Regions from separate parts of the Homo sapiens genome. Here region 2 is linked to region 1. A link is a loop called in an ENCODE intact Hi-C map of the cell type or tissue named here. Cell type or tissue: Calu3. All regions are shown on one strand. Each heading gives the region's core, and the rest is flanking DNA. Links, peaks and the distances in the headings are about the cores only. Region 1 has its middle 59 kb from the start of RERGL. Region 2 has its middle 19 kb from the start of PIK3C2G.

Region 1 (4,411 bases), core at 157-4,156:
TTACTTGACTAGGAGCTTTCTGCTCCCCTCAGTCTAATTCCATATCTGTGTCTCCAGTACCTTTCACAATGCCTGGCAGATAATGCCTTATTAATAAATGTTTGTTAAATTTAGTTGAAAATAACTAAGACATTTACAACTGTAACATTTTATATATTGATTAAAAGATATTATGCATCTTTGTCATCATGGTTTACTCTCCCCATGTTTAGATAGCTACCTTTTTTTCCTCTACATTATGTACTTGAATGTGAGTATATTGGTTCATTCATAAGTATATATATCTGATATTTTGAAATCCTGACCTTCTTTTGTTCCATTTTTTTCTACATTGTCTTTTGCTTGGCTGAATCATCTCGTTATCAGTCTTGTTACAGATAAATAACTAAAGCTAGAAACTTGTCATTGCATCATGTTGTGCCTTAAATATCTAGCCTAGCTGTTAAACTACTTAAATTCTGATGAGAATTCAGTTTATAGCATATTATGGGGCTTGCATAGTACTCATCTACCATGAAGCTGGAACTTTCTTAAGCTTATTGTTTACTAGAGTGCTTGTAGAACACTACAGAGGAAAAGCTTTATATAGTGCTAGCTTGCCCACAGAGTAGCGTGTTTTTTCATATGTTAGCAGAAAGATATGATATATTAAACTGTTTTGAATTTAGCGCCAATTTAGCTTTGAAAATGAATGTTTTAAAGCTTAGACTCTACTTTTACTACTCATCTCTTAGCATACTAACATTAACATAATACAATTTTTGACAGAAGGGATTCTCCACGTGTCCCCTCAATCTTTAATTCAATGTAACTGTGATACATCTTAGAACGAAATCAACTTTCACTTATGTAAACCATGTATTTTGTATCTGGCCATGCTTTAAATATTATGAGATATGTAGGAGGCAGTATTCAATTTTTTTGTTTGTTTGTTTTGAGACGGAGTCTCACTCTGTCGCCAGGCTGGAGTGCAGTGGTACAATGTTGGCTCACTGCAAGCTCTGCCTCCCGGGCTCAAGCAATTCTCCTGCCTCAGCCTCCTGAGTAGCTGGGACTACAGGTACGTGCCACCACACTGGGCTAATTTTTGTATTTTTAGTAGAGATGGGGTTTCACCATGTTGGCCAGGATGGTCTCGATCTCTTGACCTTGTGATGTATCTGCCTTGGCCTTCCAAAGTGCTGGGATTACAGGCATAAGCCACCGTGCTGGGCCCTATACAAATATTTTCAATAAAAATTCTTTGTATGTACCATTTGATTTTATTTTATGTGTTATAAAATTAAAATGCATCCTCAAAAAAATACAGAAAAATAAAAAAAGTAAAATAAAAAATTCTCTCAAATATATAGACAAATAATCAAGAGAGAAATGTTTACGCATAAGTATATAAACATCACAGTTTTATGCACTCATATATGAGAATGAACTTATCCACACTGAACAATCAGGGCTACACTGATTGCAATAGTCATACTGCATACTCCTAGACACATTTCACACAAGGAACTAATAAAATATCCCTTTATCACTCTTCTATTTATTTCTGCCGTTTAGTGCTAGAGCAAGTCCAGCAAGAAAGGAGAGAGCACTTAAAATTCCCTGCTACTTGAAATTTTCTTAATTTTTCCCCTTTCTATATGTACTATGTGTACATTTTTTCTTTTCTGTTTGTAATGTAACTTATTTGTATCATAACTCTTTTTTTCTTTATTTTACCAAAGGTTTAAAATCAGGTTTTAATTTTTTTTTAATTTTCTTGTTGTTCTTTTAAATTAATTTATACTATTTGCTTTAAATATTTTTCTTTCATTTTTAAGTTTAGATTTACTCTTGTTCTTTTTCCAAGCTTCTTGTGTTGACTACTTAATAATTTTTCAGGGTGTCTTGTTTTATTAATAAACACATTTGCAATTTTACAATTTTCACCAAAAATTATTTAGCTGCATTCCACGTCTATTGCAATGCAATGCTTCTATTGTCTTCACTTTTGAAGATTTTGGGTAAACATTATCTTTTTTTTTTGAGACAGGATCTTGCTCTTTCACCTGGGCTGGAGTGCAGTGGTGTGATTACTGCTCACTGCAGCCTGTAACTCCCAGGCTAAAGCAGTCCTCCCAACTCAGCCTCCTGAGTAGCTGGGACAACAGGTGCATGCCACCATACCTGGCTCATTTTTGTATTTTTTGTTGAGACAGAGTCTCACTGTTACCTAGGCTGGTCTGGAACCCCTGGGTTCAAGTAATCCTCCTGCCTTCGGCTCCTAAATTGCTGGCATTACAGTCATGAGCCACCACACCAGACTCATTTTTTTTTAAGCTATGAGAGCAGGCAAAGAGCCAGACTAAAGAACCATGCATGGGCTTTCGACTGCCTCTGCTCAGAAGGATCACACATCTCTCATGCTCACATTTCATTGATTAGAATTAATCACAGAGGAGTGACTCACTGCAGAGGGGAGAAGTACAAACTTCAATGTCCAGAAAGACAGGATCACCAGCTACCTGTGAGCACCAGTGAGCCCACTACAATGTTTGAATTATGCTTTTTATTGTTATGTGCTGTGTCTATTCACTTCTCTGATTTTTATATTAAATTTAAATTTGCCCTCATTTTAAAGTTAATATGTCAGTTTTCTAAATTGATCTATGTTATATGTTATTACATAGACTCTTTTAAAAATTATTTTTCTGGATTTTTTGCTGAATATTTTTATTTTTCAGTTTTTTCAGTGAGATGTAGATTTACCATATGTCTTGATTAGGTAGATTTATCATTTGTCTTGATTCAGATTAGGTCTGAAGTTTTATTTTAATTTTCTTAAATAAATTGATAAATACCACTTGTTTATATTTGTTGTGTGTGTATGCACACAAACACACACATACTTATGTTGTGTTTTTTATTTCCCAGTTCTATTTTTTAAATTCCTCACTTTCTTTTGTTTTATAAATTTGTTTGGACAGAATATGTATTCTTACTCTCTTTCTCATGCTTCTGTTGTTTTAGAAGTGATAGAGTATTTGTCTATTACAATACTTAGCTTTAAGTGTGGAACATACATATATAACTAAGTTCTTTAACACAACTTAAAATCTTGCAACATTATTCTCTCCCATCTTTAAAAGACAAGAAACGTCAGCCCTTTAACTCTGAACCATTCCCCTCCCAGTAGTACTAATTACAATCTTAGTTTTATCATTTATATTTTTTAGTTTCCAATTAGCTATGCTATGATTCATAAATCAATAACTAATTCAATTTGCCATTTTACATCATAATATTCATATGACTACTCCTATCTATCTTGGCTGTTTTCTTCTTGTATAAGTATATATATATATACATATATATATATATATATATTTTTTTTTTTTTTTTTTTTTTTTGAGACGGAGTCTTGCTCTGTCACCCAGGCTAGAGTGCAGTGGCATGATCTCGGCTCACTGCAACCTCCGCCTCCTGGGTTCAAGCGATTCTCCTGCATCAGCTTCCTGAGTAGGTGGGACTACAAGTGCGTGCCATCATGCCTTGCTGATTTTCTGTATTTTTAGTAGAGATGAGGCTTCACTGTGTTAGCCAGGATGGTCTCGATTTCCCGACCTCGTGATCTGCCCGCCTTGGCCTCCCAAAGTGCAGGGATTAAAGGCATGAAGCACCGTGCCCGGCCAAGCATATATTTTAATAAGCCTTTCAGTGTGAATTTGGGGACTATGAATTTTCTCATTTTTTAATACCTGAAAATATCTTTATCAGTCTTCTTGAATGTTAGTGTGGCCAAAAATAGAAATTTCAGTGGAAAGTTATTTTTCTTTGGCACATTAAGAACATCATACTTTTGTCTTCCAGTATTTTTTATTGCTGATAAGTATATTGAAAGTCTAATTGTCTCTAATTTCTTTTCAGCGATCTGACTTTCTTCTCTATCTACATTTATAATTGATTATCTTTAATTTCTGATGAATGTAAGTTTTCTGTCAAGACTCAAGTATTTCACTGAGCTTTTGTTTCTTTAAATGATTTCCTACCATTCGGCCACGCTTCTTGGATTCCTGTTAGAGTTGAAGACTCTCAATTTATTCTTTATGTCTCTTAGCTGCTCCTTTATATTTTAAAAATTTACTTGTCTCTCATTACTGCACACCAAGAAAATTCCTCATTGTCTTCTATTAATTATTTGATTTTGTTCACATCTCTTCTATTGAATGTTTTTCTTCTAGAGATAATGTGTTGATTTTTTAGATATTCTCTCTATTCACTTTTTATATCATTTTTAATTGCCCTTTTTCACTTTTGGAGTTGATTCTTTAATGATTCTTTTATTTAGCTTTCTACAGACTGAACATACTTGCTCCTGTTTTTATCTTTTAAAACACTTTGGTTGTTTTCATTTTATCTGGTGTGAAAGCAG
Region 2 (4,411 bases), core at 208-4,207, 93 kb before region 1:
TATTTTTTCTGACTCACAATAATTCCTCAATTGAGGCTTCTAAGATACAGATGCCCACGTAATCTCTTAAAGTATTTTTCAGTTCACATGCTTTATCATTTGATCTTCACAAAAATTCTGTGAAACAGATTGGGTGAATAAAAATACATCTTTACAGTTGAAACATTGAGACTAAGAGGGAACAGAGAACTTGCTTGGAGCCACCCAAAAGAATTATAAAGCTGAAAATATAACCTCGATCTTTGACTTCACAAATAATATTTTATAATAAGCTTGTTTTCAAAAATTGTGCCTTCTTCTTTTTAAGATGCCACCAATATTATGTATAATCTATGCTAACTCCATATTGCCATACATTGCTTCTGAATTACTTCTGAGATTAATGTTCATTGTTAGAAAAATATTATAAGTGTCCCCAGGACAAGACTGGATCTTCCCTTTAGTTACTCTTCACATTTGGAAGCAGCTTGATAGCATCGCGGCAGTGCCTAAGACATACCTGATTAAATAATGGCTGGAAATTGTAGTATTTTCCTGATTTGATTAACACTTTAATTTACTTGTAAATCACTTTTAGAGATAGCGTAAAATGCAGAGAAAATGATTGGATTTGTGGATCTCCTGGATAAATGTAGTTTTGAGACCCAGAAAGCAGGTATGAGATAAGCTCAGAATTCTACCAAAAGTACGGAAAAAGTTCTTGTTTACTAAATTTTCTGTTTTATTATACCTTTTAAGCAATTTATCAAGAACCCCCAGTATTCCACTTTATTAAACAATCTAACATATTAGATTCTATAATTTATTTTCTACTAATGGTTTGAATAGAGCTCACTATACTGGAATTATCTTAGTATTCTTTTATTTTTATTTTAGGCTCTGCTATTAGCTGATGGTTATTTTATTACCTTTACTGACTGGCAGTTAGATTTCTATCCTGTTACAGATTATAGAATTTGGGGTAAAATATATTTTTCTTCTAGACATTTTCTTTAGTGAATAAAATTATTTTGCTTGATTTGGCATTTTGAATTTACCAAGATCATTTTGACAACTAATGTATTTTTAATCACTATTTTATGCTATACTCATGTAATATACCCTCTGTTCTCATAGTTATTACCACACTGTACCTTGTGCTTAATTCTCCCTTCTTCTCTTACTGAATATAAGCTCTGGAAGGCAGGGACTCAGTCTTAATTTTCTTGGTATTCTTTTGTCTGTTATAATACCTAGCACATAAACATCCTCAGGATGTTCAATAAATTAGAGTTTATAAGTGCCTTTTACATATTTTAAAAAGTCTTCTGTTTTTTTTCTGTTGTATTTTCTAGAAACCTAATTTACATTATTAAAGTAGCAAATCCAGTGTGAAGCTGGGTGTCACATTTAGAGTTTCTGAATTTGAAATTCTATTTGAAAATGGAGGAATTATAGGAAATGGGAGTACGCATTAAAAATGAAAGCCAGTTTCATAAACTAATAGACAAAAAGAAATCTAAATTGATGGCTCCATAACAAGCACTTTAGTTTCTCACCACTTGTTTCTTCAGGGCTTAGTGTCTACTCTCACTAATTATAATTTTTCAACTGCACTTGATAATTGTGATTAAAATGTTTTTAATTATCTGTGTTTTTAATTTTAATTTACCCCCTTGTTTTCTTTGAATTTGAATTGTACTTTGGGCCAGGTAGAAGTCACATACTGACCTTTAACATATGATTTAACCTTTCTGGGATGGTGCCATCTCTAACAGAAGAGTTTTCAACCAAGATCACCAACAATTTAATTACTGTAGTAATTATTCTTTTAAAATTTTTTTATCTGAAAAAATTTTTACCCAACACCTGCAAATGTAGTAATTATTCTTGCTTTACTCTATTCTGTCAACAATTTGTTATCTAGGAAAATTATCATTGAAATTAAAATACACACACACACACACACACACACACACACAGAAAGACTTTATAGGATTTAAACTTTATGAATTAATAATTTTATAATTATTCAGGCATTTCTGATTACATAAATCAAATAATCTTGATGTTGAAAACTTCATTTCAGGATACATTTCATAGTACAGTGTACATTTACATTACTTACCTTATATGTTCTTCTTTAAGTTGTATTTCTCTGGCCAGTAGAAATGCCAACAGGGCAAGGTCAGAGGCTCGTTTCGTGTTTAATGATTCACTATAACACTGTGAAAGGAGTTTTGGTCTCTGTTGATTTTATCTTATCAGTTGCTACACAAATAAAACTACATGTTCCCATGATCGGTTTGAGCACCTTGAGTGACTGGGAAAATCAGTTTTTCCAATCTCTTCCGTTAACACTTACTATTGACACACTTAATTCATACAACTTAACTGTTACTAGTATTAATTTAGTTGTTTAAACTTCCCTCTTTCATTAACTTCCAAGAACTAAGATAGGGGATCAGTGCTATAAAAGGGCTTTTATAAATTTATCTTAGAAAGTTGATTATTTGAAATTCTCACCTTATTTTGCTGTTACCCGCCTAAGATCTAAAAGTACCATCGATGACTCAGCAGAGTTGGAATGAAAGGTGTATGTTGTTGCTTTGTCGTGTATCTCTTCTCTTGTAAGAATATATTGGCTTCATTTTCCTCTTAAGGCATGGAGTTCAGTCTATACAGCCCTTCCCAAAACTTTGTGGCCTTGGGCATCTTTTATAATCTAAAAGATAAAAACCTCTGAAAAGACTTAAGATTTGCCACATTAGGAATTAAAATTCAGAAATATTTAAAATACGTATTTAACATTTTATTTTAAAACAACAATAATAAACTATTGCTTGGCAAAATAAATCATATATTTAATTTTACAAATAGTTATTAAAAAAATAATAATGAGAAGAGTTTTTTCACATTTTTGCAAAACTTGTTTGTGTTTGGCTTAATAGACAAATGGATTCTGACATCTGCTTCTGAATTCAGTCTGCTGCAACATACTGTTTTGAATCCAGGATCACTCAGATACGTAGTTGAAAAGAGAAAGTATTTTTAGATAATTGTGGATATTGTTATTTGGTATTTCACCAAAATTCATTAGGTGATAGTTTTTCAAATGATAGTTGCAATATGGAAGCTCTAACTGTACTGATAAAGTTTTCCTAAACTATTACATTAAAATTCATCTTGCAATGGATGTTTAACTCATGCATTTTGTAATTTTGTAACATCAAGCATATTTTATTTGGAAAATACTGATTTACTAAGTTATGCAATGTTCCAAATGTTGACACATTTTATTATACAATATCAAAAAGCAAATCGCATTTGTTAATGTAACTGCTGACCTAAATCTTTAAGTATTAGGAACATATAAAGCTCAGAGTGGTGGGTACAGACTTCACAAAATTCAAATTTTTACTTCAAGGATTTGATTTTGCTATTGGCAATAATTATAGTAAATTGTTTTCCTTGAGTTACAAAGTTACTTTCTTTCATTTTTGAGAATACCAAATACCTCATACCCAAGTCTCAATAGCCATGGTATCTGCTAGTCATTTCTTCAAGAGGACAGCATTACCGAGAAAGGGAGTTAGTTCAGTTTTCAGTTAAAATAAATGAACCTTAGCTTTTTCTAGACACAATCATTATCCTTTGATATGTAACAAAAGTACTTTATGTATAAGTCCCATGTAATTACACAGTGTGTTAAAACAAGATGCATTCAAAGGTTGAGATTTTATTAAAGATAATGATTATACTGCTTCATATAAAAAGTATTTTTGGCCGGGCGCGGTGGCTCACGCCTGTAATCCCAGCACTTTGGGAGGCCGAGGCGGGCGGATCACGAGGTCAGGAGATCGAGACCATCCTGGCTAACACGGTGAAACCCCACCTCTACTAAAAATACAAAAAATTAGCTGGGCGTGGTGGCGGGCGCCTGTAGTCCCAGCTACTGGGGAGGCTGAGGCAGGAGAATGGCGTGAACCCGGGAGGCGGAGCTTGCAGTGAGCCCAGATCGCGCCACTGCACTCCAGCCTGGGTGACAGTGAGACTCCGTCTCAAAAAAAAAAAAAAAAGTATTTTTACTGCTTTCATTCTTAATGAAACTGACTTAAGAAAAAAATTCCTGTACGCCACTGAGGAAAACGGTAACTACTAGAAAAATCTGGAGCCACTTCCTTGATTGGTGCTAGCTGCTTTACCCACAATGGCACTTGTACTATGAGCACAAATATCAACAAATTGAAAAAGGCAAATAACATTTTGTATTTTTATGAAAGTGGTTTTGACCTCAGGGACCTTCTCAAAGGATGTCTGAGACCCCTAGATTTATAGGGACACTGAGAATTACTGGTCTAGTAAAAATAACTTCTATCTAGAGTTAGGAGGCCTACTTAGGTAGCTCGGCTTTGCTAGAATTATTTTGTAA

Evidence for each region. Peaks named below come from ENCODE experiments on the same cell type or tissue, not always from the same donor. Only the 100,000 strongest peaks of a DNase experiment are listed, where the experiment ranks them.
Region 2: it touches region 1 in a loop (6-fold over the local background); 1 of 110 quality-filtered maps calls a loop at or near these places.

Annotation. Positions count from the first base shown.
Region 1 is chr12:18,147,198-18,151,608 of GRCh38, reverse strand. No RefSeq gene overlaps it. Among named protein-coding and RNA genes, the nearest start is that of RERGL, 59 kb to the right of the region's middle. In Calu3, for the core only: no CTCF peak of the experiment used is centred there; a DNase peak (open chromatin) is centred at 2,388.
Region 2 is chr12:18,240,745-18,245,155 of GRCh38, reverse strand. It overlaps a transcript of PIK3C2G not described here. Among named protein-coding and RNA genes, the nearest start is that of PIK3C2G, 19 kb to the left of the region's middle. In Calu3, for the core only: no CTCF peak of the experiment used is centred there; a DNase peak (open chromatin) is centred at 2,189.